2 separate regions of the Mus musculus genome follow, and region 1 is linked to region 2. Evidence: chromatin loops called from intact Hi-C (ENCODE). Cell type or tissue: left cerebral cortex. All regions are shown on one strand. Links, peaks and the distances in the headings refer to the core of each region. The heading gives the core; the rest is flanking DNA. Region 1 holds the start of Ripor2 (RHO family interacting cell polarization regulator 2). Region 2 has its middle 62 kb from the start of Ripor2.

Region 1 (9,769 bases), core at 643-8,642, 62 kb before region 2:
AGCCCCTCTGAGCCCTAGGGAGCCAGGGAGCCTGCTGATCTTTTCATCTGGTAGTTTCTCTTTTCCCTTCCACTCACCTCTCCTAAAAGGTGTAGCGCTCTCTGACCTACCTTAGCTCTTTGCCTGGGGTGATCATCCTCGTACTGTCCAAACCCCAAATGCTTCTGAGTGAAGGGGTGTGTTTGGTATCGACAATGATCTTACAGCGGCATGTGTAAATGCAGGGCTGTGCTTTGAGTGTGGCTCCCATGTCTTCTAAGAGTTGTACAATGGAAGTATTGGAAAGTGGTAGAATTGATCCCCAGGTTAATTGGGAGCATACAGAGAGTATGGAAGGGGGTGTGGGATTCTAGTCTCTCCCTGTCCCTGGTTTAAGATGTCATTGTTTGCTTCATACTTGCTCATTTAATAGTTACCTGCTAGGAGGTGATGCAGTCAAGAGGTGGCTCTCACCAGGCCGCTATAATACCATCCAAACGGTGAGCTAGATACATAAGTGTCTCTTTACTTCCTAAGCACCCTGCATCAGGTATTTTGCTATTATGACAAAGAACTGACTAACACACAGGACTAACCAGGCTATGTAGTCATCCAGTTGCCTCTTCCTTCTTCTCTTCTGGATTGAACTTCCTGGAAGTTAGAATTCATATTTTATGTTTTTACTATGAAGGAGAAATCTCACTCTGGCAAAGATCCCAAGAACTTGCTCAGGGAACACATGCATAAGCAGGAGGAAAAGAAAAAGTAGTATTACCCCACATTACCTATCAATGGACATTAAAAATCCACGTCAGAATTAAAAGTGATTGGTAATCAATTTTTTATATGTATTTTAGAATAGTGTAAAATCTGTATGCCATTTTAAAAGAATGTGATAAACCATTCCCTTTGTTTAAGGCTTGCTTCTTGCTCTGGCTAGAAGCTCAAGTTGGTCTTACGGAAGACAACATAAAAATACTGCATCTCATTTTCTTTCACTGTGAAAAAAATTCCAATTTCTTTTTTCATTAGTGTAATGAACATAAAAACATTCAGTGACCTCCCCCATCAGTATCTTATAAACAAAGAACAATAAAATAAGCTGGACCAGCTTCCTCTCTTCGAGGCAGTCTGGGTTTCCTTAGAAGGAGGAAACCCCTCGAGGACCCATGACTAACAAATCCTGACTAGATAGCCGCCACACTCAGAAAAACACCTATTATTTCCAGGGGATGATTCCAATCTAAGTAAGTAAGGGATAAGCTTACTTGACCAAATCAACCAAACAAAGACCTGGACCGTTAGCCCAGAGAGGAAGCCTGTGGCTTCAGAGGGGAGGCGCACAAGGAGGACCAAAAAACGTGGGTATTTCTGAATTAGCTCATGCAAGATATGGAATGGACTGTTCCGTGGAGTGCCTGAGAAGGCTCCTATGCCTGTTACATTGAGGTTTTCACAGGAAGGATGCTGCCTGGAGAAACTGAATACAATATGACAGCTTAGAGGAATGAAGCTCACAGCGGGGCTCTGCTGGGATATAGAGGTGCAGTTTCATAATCCCTTCCCCTTTCTGAACACATCTTCCCAACAGTCCCATTGTGGGCTGTTTACATGAGGACTGATGGAAGACACCATTCCACACTGAGGTCTGCCTTTGTGGAACCAAACACTTGCCTATCTGTAGCTCCTCCCACACCCCCACCCAACTCCCTTGACCCATTGTCTGATTTCAGTTGGTATTCTTTTCTGGTTGAATGGCCTCAAACACAAGCAGTACACCCCCACCCCTCACCATCCAGGAGCTTTTCTTGGTAGATGAGACTAACCCTGGTAAAAGATCTGTTTGCAAGCATGAAGCCCCTGCTCAGAACCAGGCAAGGGAAGCCCAGATGGAAAGCCAAGTCTGCCATTGCCTGGGGATCATCCATTGTGCAGATTAAATGACTTTCACTTCCACTCCTACTTCCTCTCAAGGAAAGCAAGAGGCTGGTTTCAGACTTGTTGCTTCTTTTCAGAATAAAAATAAAACTGCATTTTAATTTTTTTCCAGCCCTTGAATGCACTGATGTTAGAATAGAGCACTTGTTTGTAAACTCTTTAACCCCAAAGGACCATTGTAAGAAAGCTCTGATCATTAACTATGAAATCTGAAGGGTATATTGTCTACTCTCTATAGCTACCCTTCTCTGTTTGGGTCCTCTTAACAGAAGTGGGGTGTAATAAAATGAGCTCAAAATGTAACAAGAGGGACTGGGAAGATGGCTCATTTAGTAAAGTACTTGTCACACAAGCATGGGGACCTCAATTTGATGCCCAGTACCCACGTAAAAAGCTGGACATGGCAGTGCATACCTGCAATCTTAGGGCCAAGAAAGCAGCGAGTGGGAAGTCCCTAGAGCTCTCAGCCACTTAATCTTGCTGAATTGATGAGCTTCAGGTTCAGTGAGACTGTCTTAAATAATAAGGTGAAGACTGACAGAAGAAGACACCTGAACACACACACCCACACACACTCACACTCACACACACATTCACACAGAATGGAGGAGGGGCAGGAAGGGAGGGAGGGACAAAGAATAACAGAAGTGGTTGGGTTCATTTAGAAGGAGGCACATGGTTAATAATGTAGCTGAGTCCTAGGGTCTATCCTGGTGGGGATAGTTTCTTGTTAGTGACAGAAGATTTAGTCAGCACGCCTATCATGACCCCATTCCAAAGCCTGGACACTTATATAGGTGTAGTTCCCCAGATCCAAACAATAGGCATAAAAACCTCCTCCTTGGGGCATTCACTCCTGAAAGCAGACAAGTCCCTTCTCTGCTTCTCTGCTAATCAACAAAAGGAAAGGAGTCAGAGAACCTGTGTTTTGGTAATCAGGCTTCCGGGCAAGGCCTCTGGCCGGGCTAACAGCCTTCCCTCTCTCGGGTTTGGCAGTCTCTATATTTATATTGAGGACAAAATATTCCTAGTGAAAACATCTCACATCAGAGTGTCAGAGGAAGAGAGCAACAACACCCATCAGGGGGCTTTTGGAAAAGCAACACATGTGCTATGTTTTGACTAAACATATTCTCCAATGTTCTTTTTCAGATGGTTGGGTGCAGTCAGCTTTTAGACAGGCAAACGCATTAACTTCTAGGGCAAAGGCCACCTTGTGGCTGGATCTCCACTCTTGGGACGTCAGCAGGAGCTCTGATGTTGTTGGAGGTTGGACTGAGTAGACACCCCCCTCCCTGCCCTAAGATTTATTGCCGCAAAGCGAGGGTGCCTACTTTACAGGTAACTGCTGGAGATTGGATTGAGGGTGCTGGTTCTTTGCAGGAGTTGTGCCCTGACCTCTCTTGCTGTAACAGCAGATAGAAGGCTCTAGTGGAGCTAAACCTTATGAATGGGACTCTCAGAGCCTGCTCTAAGAGAAGTAGGCTAGTAGGAATACTGGGTGAGGGTGGGAAGGAGGAGCGAGGCAAACCTGACCCAGAAAACTCTCCCAAAACAAAACAAAACCATCCAACCAACTAACATCAAAAACAACGAAACAGAAGAAGGAAGAAATGACTGTGTCAGGAAACAATGGGCGGGTGCTCATATTTGCAAGGGGAGCTGAGAGGAAAGGCAGCTTGTGTGTGTGTGTGTGTGTGTGTGTGTGCTTTAAAGACAATCACATTGTTCCCCCAGCTGAAGTGTTGACATTTCTTCACAGTCACTCATGCAACATATAGGTGTCCCCCAGACCAGAGCCTATGGGCTGTGGATCCCACTCTGCCCCACCCCCACTCCCCAAAAAACATTGCTAGCTTCTCTAGGATTTCGTCTTGTTTTCTCACTCAGGAGCTGTGACTGTCCACAGTCCTGTCATTCTCGCACCTGAATGGCTCTGCTTAGCGAATTCCAACGCCCGCCCTCTTCTACAGCGAGGGGTCTGCATCCCTATCCAGGAAACTGTGGGAGGGAGCTATGAGGTAATAAATAGCCTGAGGGAGAACTACAGAACCCCCCCCCCACCCCCCGCGCACGTTCAATATCACAGACACCTGCTAGGGTTAGAGTGTTCCCCAAGTGTGACCCCGTACCCCAGTCTTTCCAAACACAGGTTGGCATCAAAAACAACACATTTCTTTTGGCTTGCCCTCTTCCCCATTCTCACCGGTTTCACGTGGCCAATTTGGAACAGCTGGGTCCCAGCCAAGCTCAATTGCTCAGTCTGGAGGCACATGAAGCCCTTGGAAATTGCGATCCTCCCTCTGAGCTGGATCACCCATCGCTGCTGGGTGCCCGGAAGTCTTTCGGAAGCCAGGGTTCATCCACGATCCCACCCGCGGGATCCCCTGTCCCTGACAAGCCCCTACCTTAGGTAGTGCCACAGGCTTCTCTAGCCTTCTCAATCGGTCCTTCCACAGTGCGGGACATCCTTTGGGTCGGCCTGCGCTAAGTGCACGGCCCCTCTTCCTTAATAACTTCCCTTCTCGTCCCAGCCCACATCAGGCTCCCCGGATTCGCCAGGACCTAGGAAGCCCGGACACCCAAGGGTTCTTCTTAATATGCCAGGCTCATTCAAGCCCAGGACACTCCTCCATACACCCACCTCATGCCGGTGGAAACCAAAATCAGCCGCAGAGAATGTGTTTAAGAGGCGCGTGCACCTACCTGCCGAGAACGCTCCTAGTGCCCGGAGACGCTTAGTACCGGGTGGCATGTACCACCTCGGCACCCACGCACCGCCCCTCGCTGCCGTGCACCTCCGGCTCCGCGGACACCGGTGCTCGTTCCTCCCAGCCAACAGGGAAAGGTCCGAGGGTAACAGTCGTGGCCCCAGCGCTCGGGCGTCGCACCAGCTGCCGCCGCGCCGGGTGAAGTTGCGGGGCCAGAGGACGCGCGGGTGGCAGAGAGCGGAGCGAGCGCGGTAGCGGAGAGGGCGGTGGGGAGGCGCGCACGCGGGGGCTGGCGCGTCACCGGTGGGGGGGGGGCGAGGGAGGAGGGCGGGTGGAGACAGCTGCTTGATGGTCCCTTCAGCCCGACTCCTTCAGGGTGCGCTTGGGTGCTTGCCTCCAGCTGATCGTCTGCCTGCACGTCAGGCTCTGGGACACTAGCTTGTGGCGCAGCTTAGAAGGACTCCGCCGCAGGGGAGTTGAGACCAGCCGGACACGGAGCATTAGAGGAGATCTCAGCTGAGACAAGAGTGCCTGTGCAGCCAGCCTTTGGGGATCTCAAAAAGGGCCGTGCATTGCAAATGATGAGATGGGGGAGGGTTGTGTGCAGTGGTGAAGAGTGAAGTTCAAGGCTCAAGGCAGGAGTTATGTTGAAAAGCCCGGTTGGAGAGGGCCTCTGGGTACAAGTACCCAGGGCTTGTTTCGACAGAGGTTTCACTATGATAGGGAGAAGCAAGACTTTTGTTTGACTTTGAAACCTCTCTTTTGGTGTGAATTTGAATTATACATAAGGCTATAAAATGTAGGTGGGTCTGACAGACAGAAACATTCCATAGAAAAAGGACCTTTAGAAGCTGAGTGTGGTGGCATTCAAGAGGCTAAGGCAGGAAGGCTGCTGTAAGTTCGATGCCAGCCTGGGTTATATATAGTAAATCCCAGGTCAGCATTGGTAACTAGGCTATTATATGTGTGTGAGTGAAGAGTATGAGGTTGGGTATTCTAAGGACCTGGAGCCCAAGAGTGGACTCTGCGTCCATCCTTAGGTTGGCAGTCTTCCAGGCCTCAGTTTCCTCCTCAGGGAAACTGTCTTACTCATACAATTGTGTATTTACAATATGTAAAATCAAAGTGTCCCACAAATTCATCCATCACATTCCAAGCTGAGACCTAGTCACTTTATGAGGACATTAGAATCAAGAAGTATAAACCTTGACCAACAAAGGCTAGGAGAGGAGTCTATGGCAGCATCAGGAAACCTGGACATCCTTAGACCTGGAAAACGCAAGCAGCTGAATCACACCCCACCTAAGGATACAGCCAGACTTCAGGGATCACCCAAGGAGGAGCACTGTACAGGCCTCTCACCTGGACCACGAGGCCATGGCTTGAGAGGAGCTCAGACAGGCTACCCTTGCCAGCTGCATTCTCCAATGCCCTTCTCTCAACTCAACACACTCCCCATCAGGAAGCCACCTTCCCATGTGGACATTCCTTCCTAGGAGGAAAGCGTCGACTACGACTACACATGTGACAGCTTAGCACACAGAGGGCAAGCAAGCTCTCTGTGTGTTTCCTCATGGGTGTTCTGCTCAACAAGCAAGTCCCTAATGCATCAATCCGTACAGAACTAAACGTAAGTTTATGGCGATCTTCTTATCCCCTGACATTAGACTGTTTACACCTGGCTGTAACCTTTCAGTATTTTGATTCCCACTTTATAGGCAGGCAAACTAAGGTTACAGAGAGTTAGCCTAACTTGTCCAAGATGACCCAGCCTCATCGACTTTAGATGCTCATGCAAAAAAGAGACATGGCTTGTGGGGAGACATTCTTCATGGCACACCCATCCTTTGGAGGACACAGCAAAGCCGGGCTTGGATTCCTGACGAGTGGAAATTGTGAGTTAATGCTGTGTGTTCTTTTAAATGACTGTATGTTGATTTCTTAGGCAGTGATAGACAATAGTCTATCTACATTGCAGAAACAGTGGCCTTAAAAAAAAAAAAAACAACCCTGTAAACCACAATGTGACTCTTCTGTGGCTTTAAATCCTGCTTCAGTTCCCTATATGGAATACAGAATAAAACCCAAAGTCCACACTGCTGGTGATGGTTAATCTTCATCATCAGGTTGGTCGAATCTAAACTCACCTAAGCAGTAGACCCTTGGACCAGTCTGTAAAGGGTTCCCTAGATAAGTTAATTGAAGTGGAAAGGCCGGCCTTAGATGTGGATAGCACCTTCCATTCCTGGGCTGGGGCTCTGGTCCGAATACAAGGAGAGAAGGTACTTGCCACCAGCACTTCCTGGCCATGATGGTCAGTATCCTCTCGAATGGAGCCAGGTATTTGATCATAGCAACAAGAAACATAACCTCAGCACCACTGCTAACAAGATCCTGGTGAGCCAACCCTTTATAGATCTCCACTATCTCCAGGGCCTCTCTCTGGTTCCTCAAACCTTCGCAGCCTTTTCCTGGGTCATCGCAGACCACTGGCATCTTTAGTACATCCATGTCCCCAGTGATCATTTCCATCCCCACTTGTCTTCCAATGCTGACCATTCTTTGCCTGTCACTAATCTGTGAGCTCACGGGGCAGGGACCATTTCTGCCTTACCCACTGTGTCCCAGGCCTATCAGATGGAAGATGGATAACTGCATTCTGAAGCAGTTCCTGAGTCTACAAGCATTTCCTTTCCCTTGTCAGCCTGGCTTATCTCCGTCGGGAGAGCCTTTGCCCACATCCAGATAGCAGCAGCCATTTATTCACACTCAGTTAAAAAGCCCCCAGCTATCTCCATTCCCTCCGGCCCCTTGTCCCTTTCCTGTCCTCTCACTTCTGAACTTCCTAACAGCCAGATCTCAAGATGCCTAGAACCTCTACCTTGAGTAATATTGCAGGTACTGAAGTGTGATTGCTCCAAACAGTGTTACATTTCCTGGGCTCAACTCCTCAACCTGGGGCAGAACTGAAATTGCAAATAAATAGGAAGTGGGTTGAGCAAAGTGCCACTTTGAGCTGGTTCCCCAGGCAGTGTGTATATGATGGAAGGGTAGATCCTGAACCCAGGTCAGTTTCCTCTTTGGACTGGGATCTGTCCTGGATGACTGTAGCCGCTATGGGTCCTAGCACAAATCCTCCTCAGACAGCAGGTATGAGCATGAGTTACGGATGGACGGAGCATCATAGGTCTAACGAGACAGAATTCGTTCCTGATAGGGCCCTGTGGTTCACATGCCAGAGAAGTTAAGTGATTTGTCCGTCAGGGCAACCAAATTAAGAGTACACAGAAGAAGCCAGGCACCTCAGTCCAAAGCTCTACAGCAGGCATCTCCACCTACTGTCTCTGCTGAGATCTCCAGAGTCCCCATTCTTGAAGGGGTGGATTTCTCCTTATTTCTACTTTCTCTTGTGGTGTATTTACCGCTCCCTAAGCAGAATTCAGAGCATTCCTATCCGCCAAGGGCATTCTTGTGACTTTACCCAGGGAAATAATGAAGCACAGATCTGTTCTGTTCATGGAAGCAGGGGTACTCTGGGAACCTCCTCACTAGGAGACAGTTACATTTCCTCATGCCGGCAGAAAGGAATGGTTCCTGGAACAATTTGCTTTATGGTCCACTTTAGGATACATGATCTGCCCCCTCAATTTCTGAGACTCCACTTCTCTTAACACGAAGGAATCTAGACCACACTCATTCCTATGATATTGCACACAGGTCTGTATGTAGGTTGTGCCAGTGCTATGTTGGTAAAACAAAGCAAACCAAACAAACTCCATCCATTTATAATAAGACTCGTGCCTTCAGCTCCAGGCTTCACCTTCAAAGTAGGAGCCTTGTCACGAATACCGTCACCACTTAGCACTGTCACACTGTCATGGGTGTCTCTCTCATCTCAGATGGAGGACTCTAAATTCATGAATATGTTCTCCACTCATGTGGAAACAGAAGAAGCTCAAATGAGGGAAATGTGGGCTGACTGCATGCCTGGATTGAGCATCAGTGCTTTTAGAACAGGGCTGTCTTAAAATGTTGAATTCTGCTTTGAAGGAGCCACGTGACCTCAATAGGCAGCGAGAGAGCGACATACAAAATCCCTTAAGTAAAAATTTGTTGACTTAAAAAAGAAAAGAATGGTTCCTTAGAGCATAGTTCAGCCCACCCCCTCACGTCATTCCTCATCAAGAATACTCACAAATAAAAATGGCAGCTACTATCAGTGGACCATTGGGTGAGGACAGTATCAGGTAGTGGGCTAGGGAAGGCTACTGCAGCAACCCGACCTGCTTGGTGGGGTGGTCCTGGAGATGAGCAAGTGAGGTGTGCCATAGGAAAGAGGAAGTGCTCTGGGTGCTATGGGAACGGCTTTATTTTTGGTAGCATGAAACTGTGTTTTAACTTCAGCAGTACCGACAAGTTTCCCTTTCCGAAACAGTAAGGCTGTGTCATTCTCCTTCCGGAGAATTTTTGAGCCGATGTTTGGCTAACAGAATCAGCCCAGTGAGCCTGGTGGAGATTGATAAATACACCGTTCATCAGAAGAATCAAGGAAAGCTTGATTTGATTTCCCAATTTAGAACTCCATCTCTGTAACTCAGAGCTCAGCATGTGCCCGAGGAATGCCCGGCATTGCCAAGTGAAGCTGATGTTCTCCCTGGGATCTATCAGATCCTTCTGTGTTTAATTTTTCTGTGTATCCTGTGCCTAGGACACTGGTGACTTCTGGCTTCTACTCCTGGCCTTCGTTGACAGTTCCTGGAGAGGTGATCAGATCTAGCCTGAGATCTGGGCTTCCTTTCTAACTGGGATGCCTCACGTCCATGAGAGGAGCAGAGTTCAGGACCTCATGTTGAAGACCTGTCTCTAATCACATGACCCTCCCTTAGAGACTTTCAGCCATCCCAGTGCTTGGCTATGGGGTAGCTTGAAATGCTGCTGGTTTTGAGATTTTTACTTTAGTTGAGATAGGCTCTCACTCAAGTAGTCGAAGTTGGCCTTGAATTTCCAATATTCCCAAACCTGACCTTGAACTTCAGATCCTCCTGCTTCAATCTTCCTGAGTGCTAGAGCCACGGGCCTGGGCTATCATGCACATTTTATGCAGTGGGGTTTGAATGCAGGGCTTCGTGAATGCTAGGCAA
Region 2 (9,769 bases), core at 948-8,947:
AACTTGACTGGACTTAGAATCACCACGACACACACGGCTGCTGTGTGTGTGTCCCTGAGGGTGTTTCCAGAAGGGTTGAACTGACTGTAGGAGGAGGATCCACCCTGAACGTGGGCAGCACCATCCGTGACATTGGGTCCTAGACTAAGGAAATAAACTGAGCATCAACATTCACCTTCCCCACTCTCTCTCCTCCTGACTGCAGGTGCAATATGACAGCTGCCTCACTGTTCTGACACCATGCTTCCCCCATGATGATGGAGTGTACCCTCAGACAGTGAGCCAGAACACATTCTACATGTCTTATGATGCCTTTGTCAGGCATTTTATCTTGGTAGTAAGAATCGTGACTTGACACATGAAGCTTGGTCTCAGAGCCTCTACTTCTGTTTAGTTGAGAAGTTGCACTGGAGTCAAACAGGGCGACGGGTGATACTGTCCTTCTCATACTTTGGCCCAGTTGCAGGCCACGCCTGTGGGAGGCAGCTGTATCTCTGGTGGCGGGGTGGCCGGGGGGGGGGGCAACTGTATCTGTGTGAGTCAGTTGTACACCATGCCTATGGGAGACAGTCTTCTAGTTTCAGTTGCGGCTGACTTAGTACGTGTTTCAGAGTGCTCATCTTCAGTTGTGATCATCTGAAATTCTGGAAATTTCTAGAGTTGGAAATTCTCACAAGACACAGGAAAATTAGTGTGTCCGTGTGTAGCTATTCTTTTACTATTTTGTGGGTTATTTATTTATTTTTACCAACATTTATCCCCCTGGTTTCATCCCCTGCCAGTAGATAGGAGAGAAAGAAGAATAAGGGGGGGGGGGGGAGAGATAGAGATCTCTGGACCTAATTTTTCTTCTTGTTTCTTCTTTACTTGTAGCTGGTCTTTGCTACTTTGTGGGTTCTTCTTTTTTCCCACCCTTTATCCCCCTGGTTTCACCCCTTATCACTGGATAGGACAGAAAGAAGGATGGAAGAGAATCTTTCCCCTTGTTTCTTCTTTGAGCATGACTACTACTAAGCCCACTCCCTTCAATGACAAACAAGTACCCACTCACCATCTACTGGGGTCTTAGCATTTATAAACCCTCTAAAAAATTCTCAGAATGCCAAAAGCCATACAATCGCAGAAGCCATCTGCACCCAGCAAGTCTTTGCCTCTGCTAGAATATGAGGCAAATGATAAATCAACGGCCGCGAAGCCACCGCACATCCCCACACCTGGGATTAAAACAAAAATATATTATAGTTCTGTGTTTTTTTAAAGAAACCAAAAAATCCTGAATTCTCAAAAACATTATTTCATCCACAGGATAAGTACAGGCCAAATGGAGGGGTTTCTGTGGTACTTACTGCCAATGCAGGGGTTTCCTACCAAGTCCAAATTCTACATTCAGATGGCAGTGACAACAGTGTTTGCCTTCCAATAATTCAGTAGCCATTCTTTTATTAGTTTACAGTTCTTTAGCTACGTTTTATTTTATAACATTCTTAAAAATAAGAACATCAATGGCCCACCAACAATATTTTAGAAAAGTAGAGAAAGACCCCACTCTTCATAAAATAAAATCATGAGACACAAACTTGAAAATGATCAGAGCTAATAAACTGAGAGAAAGCAAGTTTGAAAATATGTGCAGAAAATTAGAACCAATATCCATAAAATAACTAAGCAAGTTTGGAAAGGAGCACTTCTGAATAAGAAAATAGCAAAAGTGAAAGTCATATGAATATTTGATTACTGACAAATTAAACACTGAGGAGAAAATAAACTAGTGAAGTCAAAGTAAACTGAGCGCAATGTCCACCTTAGCAAAGGGAGACAAAGGAAGAAAAGATAAAAGGAAAAGCTTAAAGACATGAAAGTTACCATGAAAAGAGCTGGGTATGATGACTGAGGTAGGAGCATGATCGATTCAAACCAGCTTGGTAAAATTCTGAGAACAGGCTGGAGTTGGGGAACAGGGCAAAACAGTTGGGGAACAGGGCAAAACAGAGTTCAGAATATATCTTGGGCTCACAGGGTCTTAAAAAGCTGACTGTGATAGCATGTGTCTACATTTCCAGTTCTGGGAGGTGGCAATAGGAACTCACTGGGCAGTTCAGTGGTGAGCTCTGGGTTCACTAAGAACTTTTCCTCAAAGGAATAGGTAGAGAGTAATCAAAAAAGACAGGGACACTGATCTTTGGCCTCCACATATGTGTACACATATGTGCACACATGCACATACAAGAGCACATACAAACATGTACATATACCGTACAGACACACAAATGAATTTATCACTGTTATTATTTGGAAACAGAGTTGAGATAAAATGCAATACAACAGAAATAAAAACTACCATCAGTATTAAGTGTTGATAAAAGCACAAAGGCACTGCTGGTGGGAATGGCAGCATACGTGGCTGCTCCAGGGACCAGGTTGACATTTCCCCTCAAACTAAACATTCACTCACCACCCATACGTGAACACTGAGGATACAGCAATGTCCTATGGTAGGTGAATTGCTAAACAAGATATATCCAACCAGACAGTGGATGTGGAAGGAGGGAATCTGGACACCAAATAAAGCAGGCAGATCCTGAGAGCCACACACTGAGTGAAAAAAGCCATGTTCAAAAGGACATCTGCAGTACCATAGACTTATACCGTAGTCTCACATACAAGACAATCTTAAACTGATCAGAGATGAGGACAATGAATGAGGCTAGGGGAAGTGGTGGGTAACTCTGAAGGTGTCCCAGGAAGGATTTCTTGGGAATACTCTGTATTTTATTTGTGGTGGTGGGTACAGGCTGACATCTGCACATCTATGAAACAGTATCCTGCTTATATATCTATACTTATATCTATACTTATATCTATACACACAGACACATACACACACCAACATAGACACACCCACACCTATACCCCCACAGACATAAATGCACAGAGATATCCATATCTGCATACACACACACAGACACACACACACACACACACACACACACACACACACCCCTATACCCATACACCCACCTAGCCTTTCTTCCACTTCTACACTTTGGATCAGTGTTGGTTTTTAGGTTTTATCATAGATATATGAAATATGACCATGTGATAAAAGGGTCATGAGATCTCTGCACTGTTTGTGCAACTTTCTGTGAATGTATAAATTTTACAAAATAAAAGTTAGAAAAAGAAAGCATAAGGGGCAGGCTGGCAAGATGGCTCAATGGTTAAGAGCGATTGCTCTTTCAGAGGTCCTGAGTTCAAATCCCAGCAACCACATGGTGGCTTGACAACCACCCATAATGAGATCTGAAGCCCTCTTCTGGTGTGTCTGAAGACAGCTACAGTGTACTTATGTATAATGATAAATAAACCTTTGGGTCTGAGTGAGCGGGGCTGACCGGAGCAAGCAGGGTTGACCAGAGTGAGCAGAGGTCCTAAAAATTCAATTCGCAACAACCACATGAAGGCTCACAACCATCTGTACAGCTACAGTGTACTCATATACATTAAATAAATAAATAAACAAACAAACAAATCTTTAAAAAAAAAGCAAGCAAGCATAAGGGAACTGTGCATGGCTTTGCACTTGGGAAGTAGAGGCAGAAGGATCAGAAATTCAGTCATCCTCAGCCATGTGTTGAGTTGGAGACTGGCCTGAGCTACAGGAGACTCTTGTTTATCCTGGATAGGTTAATGTCAACTTGACCTAAGCTAAAGTCATCTGAGAAGAGGGAATCTCAACTGAAAAAAAAAAAGCCTTTGTAAGTAGGATATGGCTGTAGGCAAGCAATTGTGTATTTTCCTTCTAATTGTTACAATTAATTAATGATTTATTGGGAGTACTTTGTCCATTGTACTCATTGAAATCTCTGGGCAGGTGGTCCTGGGTTCTAGAGGAAATTGGGCTGAACAAACCATGAGGAGCAAGCCAGTAAGCAGTGCCCCTTCATGGCCTCTGCATCAGCTCCTGCCTCCAGGATCCTGCCCTGTTTGAGTTCCTGCCCTGGCTTCCCTCAGTGAACTGTGACTTGGGGATACGTAAGCCAAATACACCCTTCCCTCCCCAAGTTGCTTTTGGTAAGGGTATCACATCAATAGTAACCCTACCTAAAACATCATCTTAAACAAAGCCAGAAAGAACAACAGAAGGTTAGAGAATTTGTACTACAGATGAAGGACACATGTTACCCAAGGGCACAGGAATCCTTGGACGAATTAACACGTATGGATAGGATTGTAGTCTATGTCCTTTCTTCAACTTGCTTCTTTCTCGTAATGGTGACAGTTCTATACAGGTCGTTTGTTTTTTATTTTTGTCTTCTCAGAAACATATCTTCTGAGTTAGCATGCTCATATCAGTGTGTAAACCCACATCTGCACTTATGCACTCGGGTGTCAGTTCCATAAAGGGATGCAGAGAATTCTGTGTTTATCTCAGCCCACTTGGTTGTTATCTGGAGAGTTGAGACTACCACCGTTTTAGAGAAGGCGTGGGTATCATCTTTCCTTTTAATTGCTACATGAGGCATATTGGCTACACATGGTAGTCTGTGGGAGGGGTTTGAGAACTGGAGAGAATCTGCACACTGTCTGCTGTGGTCACCATGGCAACCAAAGGATGGCTGCAAGGCAGGAGTCGAGGAGAAGCCTGCCCAGTGGGGCTTGGGAGCTCCAGGTCTCCCAGTCTGCCTCCACCAGAGCAAGACTGATGGAGGTCTTTCCTCTTTCATTCTTCAGACTCCAAGTGAAAACGTCTAGCCAAGTGCAACTTCAGGCTCCCTAAACCTTTGGCACCCCTCTCCACAGCACTAGGTTCTCACAACACTCACATGGCCAGGAAGAGTGACATCACCCTTTTACATCTGCCTGCTCATAATCTCCTGTCTTGACCATATGGTGCAGTAACAGGCACTCAGCAGCTGGTTTTGCTCACCCACAGTGTCACTAAAAGCCTGTCACCTATGCCTTCATTCTGTGTCCATCCCTTAACCTTGGTTCAGGCTTTTGATTGACACCCCTCCCCCCGCGCCCCACGCGCACACACACATAGGCATGAGAATCACTAACACGTGTATGTCTGCCAAAGCTAGCTCAGTGCCGCTTCAAGGATGAAGTTATTGAGATTAAATCGCTTAAAATCACCTTGGATTCAAGGAAGAACAAAGTCAGGACAGAACACAGCCCTCAGCCTTCCCCCTGCCCCAGGTGAGAGCGGTTATCCACAACCGCAAGAAGTGACCACCTCCTGAGACCCTGCTTGTCCCCCTCAAGCAATACGAACTTCTTTGGACCACTCTTCAGACGCAGAACTGAGACAACGAGGAGACCTCGAGCGGGGCTGGGTGATTGACTAGACCTCTACTCCCCACTCTCCCCTGTTCTGTACCCAGAGATGGACTTGAGTGACTGCCCCTTTCTGTTCTTCCCAATGTCACCTGATCTCCACTTGTCTCCATTCCTTGTCTCTTTAATTGGCTGTTGGGATGGCTGGACAAGCCTTACCTGGTGAGAGAGCTGGAGCCAAGGTTTTTACTCCAGAGCTGCAGTTATAGAACCCATTTTAGCAAGCCCCCTCAAACCCCTGTTTTGCAGAAGTTGGGTGGAACTGAGGGCTTCCTACACACAAAGGAAGTGTGTTTCCCTGGGCTGGGCCCTCAGCTCCTTACCTGCTCAGAACCTATCCTAGCAAACAGTTGAAACACTTCTTTTCTCCCACTTCTCCCAAATTGTGAATATTACCTTTAACCATGAAAACTCTTCGGTCCACGGCCCTGAATGCCAGGCTAGACGGTGATATTATATGTTTGAAAGGAGTTGGTCTCTCCGGTCTGTGGCTTCTTGTTCCCTCTCTCCCTGGCCTCCATGCAGACTGGGCTGTCTCTTTCTAATTAGCCTCTGGTACCTCCAAACTCTCTCCTCTCCAAACCATAATTTATGTCATGGGAAGAGTCATCCTAAAATAGCTTGTTACTTATCTCTTCTGGAAGGCCTTTCCCGGCCACACACAACCTATAATTTTAAGTACAGGCAACAAAGCAGTAAACTAAAACCTCCACTTGCAAGATGTTCTTGCTGTCCTTCTGCTGATGATGGTCAAGGTCATCTCGCCCTCAGATCAGGTTTCCTTCTGCCACACCCAAGGGCAGCCAGCTCCAGGGCTGGAGGCTGAGGGCTGGGACTTTGCCTCTTTGGACTTCCCATTTTACGGGCACAATGAGTTCTCTTAGTGGTGCTTTGCTTGGTTGTTCTGTGGGAATGCTATCATGTAAGTGCTAAGACAACACCTGTGCTGAGAGCATAAAATGACAGGAGGGCTTTTGAGGTTTGGGAAGTTCATGTGAGCCTGTAGACCTTGGCTATGAGAACAGCCCAAGTAAGAATTAAAGTCTGCATGTTTGGCTTCAAGTGGACTCTTTGTGGCCCAGGAGGGCCACCAACTTGCAGTAATCTTCCTACTATGGCCCCCTTAGTTCTGGGACTATAGGCATGGCCTACCATCACCACACCCTCTTTGCTAAATTAACCTGTGTATGTGAGCGTGAGCATGAAAGCCCATTACAGAGGAGAATCTGGAGTTTCAGTCCTTACACCCAGCCTTGGTTGAGGTAGAGTCAGAGTCCCTGTCTGTCCATCTGGCTGGCTGTCCATCTGGCTGTCTCTGTCTTTCTGAGATAGCCCTGGATGTGCTGGACTGCATAGAGATCCAGAGGACTCTGTCTCCAGAATGCTGGGATTAAAGGCCAGTGCCATCATGTCTGGCCTGGGCAGAGTCTCTTGGTGCTTACAGCTGTGTACACCAGGCTGGTCAACCTGTGAGCTTTCAGGGATTCCCCTGTCTCTGCTTCCCATGTCTTATAGGAAGGCCAGGGTTATAGAGCTTGCTGCTATGAACAGCTTTACATGAACCCTGAGGATTTGAACTCAGGTCCTCATGCTTGCATAGTGAGTGTCTTAGGGTTTTACTTCTGTGAACAGACACCATGACCAAGGCAAGTCTTATAAAGGACAACATTTAATTGGGGCTGGCTTACAGGTTCAGTGGTTCAGTCCATAATCAAGGCGGGGACATGGCAGCATCCGAGCAGGCATGGTACAGGAGGAGCTGACAGTTCTACATCTTCATCTGAAGGCTGCTAGTGGAAGACTGACTTCCAGGCAGCTAGGGTGAGGGTCTTAAGCCCATGCCCACAGTGACACACCTACTCCAACAAGGCCATGCATCCTAATAGTGCTACTCCCTGGGCTAAGCATGTACAAACTATCACAGTGAACAAATGCTTTATTTGGTGAACCATCCTTCTGGCCCCTCTCTTGCTTTTTCACCCACTAGGGACTCCATAAATACTGAATTTGTTTGCTAAAATATATTGTACTAGTTGTAGACTTTCTTTCCATACACTGTTCCCTGAGCTGGAATAGTTTCTCTTTCAACAAGTATCCCTCCAAATTTCTTATCAGTGAAAACTGTTCCAAATTACTTTCCTAAATTTTTATGACACTTTAACTGCCTATGAAACTCACTGGGGCTGGTCATATTCTGTCTTGTACTGTAACTTGTCTTTTTTATGTGCTGTTTTGCCAGCAAAGCTGTACGTCTATTGTGGGCAGATGGCGCCTGCCTTAACGGTCCTCCATGTTCACTGCAGGGAGCATGGAATGCTCTTTGCCCAGAGCAGATTTTCCTCAAATGTCTGCTGCCTGACAAACAGGAATAGAAGCAGCTGGAAATGAACAGGGTAACTCTGTCTTATACTTTCATCACTCAGGGAGCCTCTTGGGAGCTGGAGGTAGCACAAGCTGAGGGCTGAGTGTTCACATTCTCCAAAATTTCTGTTATAACTCAGCCCCCAGTGTAACATTGTCAAGGAGTGCGGCCTTGAGAAGGTTATCCAGCCACGAAAGCTTCTGCAGAGTGACTTATAAAAGAACTCACAAGAGGGACGGGGGACTAATGAGGCTCCCAGAAGCATGGGGACAGCTAACGAGACTATCATAGCATGGAGATGACATTAAAGGTGTGCCATTTTGGAATCATAGACCAGGCCTTTACCAGACGTCAACTTGCCAATACCTTGTCATTGGACTTCTAAATAAATAATTATTTATTATCCAGTCTCCTGTATTTTGAGGTTGCAACACAAACGCACTCAGACAACACACATCCCCAGACCTTTCTTACTGTCTATTCCACACAGGGTGGAGAGAGTATCTAAAACTGAGCTAGCTCTATTCTCCCCTGTACATTCAAGGAAACCTAGAGTCATATCGCCCCTTTCCTCCCCAAACTTGGAACCAAGTCTTAAACCAGGAGGTGGGCAGAAGAAAAGTGAGCACAGAGACACAATTCCAACAGAGATAAACTTAGGCTGGAAGGCGGCCTACACCAGTTAATCTTGTGAAACACTAACCTTAAGCTTCCAGAACTAGTCAGATTCATCCATGGAAAGGTAGTACTTGGCAGGAACAGGCCTTCCCCATGAAGCATTGTCCTTGGGTTGCCAACAGGTCCATGGTCAAACATGATCTCCAGGCACACTCCCAGAGAGAAAGGAAGTAACCCTACTCTATTCTATAATGTAGTGGGTAGGCCTGATGCTCTTTGGATTCTAATGTTAATTTGGGATCCCCAAACTGGTTGCCCCAGAGACAGGAGAGTCTGCATGCAGTTGCTAGTTAAGTGACCTTGCTCCAGTTAACTGTAATTGCTAAATAAAGATGTCAAAAGCTAATAGCTGGGCAGAAGAGACAGAGGTTTTGCAGATTTGGGTTGGAAGAAGAAGGAGGAGAAGAACGTGCAGGAAGAGGAGGAAGGAGAAGACATCATGGGTTAAGATTTAAGAGTGTGGTCCTGGGGGCTGCCCAACTGGAGCTAAGAGCATCCCAGGTAGAACATAGTAAATAATAAGTGATAACTCAGGGTTATCAATAGGAAAGTAGATTCTAACACCATGGAGGGGAGGCAGTTGCCCAACCATTGTGCTGTTTAAGGCTTACTGAAGATATAAAGGCTGTGAGTGTGTTTTTCATCTGGGAACTCAATAACCAAAGGTGGGGTAGAAAACCCGGGCTAGCATTTTAAGTATTTTCTGTGACATATATGGGACTGCTGCCCTGTCAGCAACCTTTTTCTGTAGGATGTTTGTCTTACTTTAATTTTTTGGATTTATGTTATTATTCTGAATGTGTGAATGTTTTGCCTATATGTATGTTTGATTGAGCACCACGAGCACGCCTTATGGCCCTCAGAGACCAGTGTCAAATCCCCTAGAGCTAGAGTTCAGAAAGTTGTGAGCCACCACATGGGCGCTGGGAATAAAGCCCAGATAGTCACAAGAGCAACAAGTACTCTTAACGACTGAGCCAACTCTACAGCCCGTGTACGGATATTTCTACAATCTGTCATGGGAAGCAGAGATTTTTGTTCTGAAACTAATCCAAAGGCACTCAGAGGGGAACCACATTTGCAAATAGATAACTGCAGATTCAAATGAAGTCTGACTGGAATAAACTGTCTTTCTACTCAAATATGGCTGACATCTTCACAAGACAACATTGAGACAAAAGGATAATGCTATTGGAACATTAAACACAGAGATGAATTACACACATGTCTACAAGGCTGTGAATATTAAGGCTTGGTGGGCATTGCTAGAAGCCACCAAAGAGGAATGGACCAGATACATTCACTTAGCTTCAGAAGAATCCAACTCTACTAAGCCTGAGATTCCAGACTGTCTCAGGGAATGGCACACACTCTGTCAGCAACCAAGTATGA

The links. A loop is a pair of places that touch in the nucleus more often than their neighbours do. Peaks named below come from ENCODE experiments on the same cell type or tissue, not always from the same donor. Only the 100,000 strongest peaks of a DNase experiment are listed, where the experiment ranks them.
Region 1: a loop joins it to region 2, with 4 times the contacts of the local background. A loop is called at or near these places in 4 of 42 quality-filtered maps.

The regions. Positions count from the first base shown.
Region 1 is chr13:24,633,791-24,643,559 of GRCm38, reverse strand. Ripor2 (RHO family interacting cell polarization regulator 2) reads right to left here and starts at 4,912. Exons shown (of 23, transcript NM_029679.2): 1 at 4,624-4,912. The coding sequence starts at 4,672. In left cerebral cortex, for the core only: no CTCF peak of the experiment used is centred there; DNase peaks (open chromatin) are centred at 3,879, 4,251, 4,632, 5,012 and 4 more places; H3K4me3 peaks cover 2,969 bases; H3K27ac peaks cover 1,831 bases.
Region 2 is chr13:24,571,676-24,581,444 of GRCm38, reverse strand. It overlaps a transcript of Ripor2 not described here. Among named protein-coding and RNA genes, the nearest start is that of Ripor2, 62 kb to the left of the region's middle. In left cerebral cortex, for the core only: no CTCF peak of the experiment used is centred there; DNase peaks (open chromatin) are centred at 4,041 and 4,556; H3K27ac peaks cover 1,267 bases.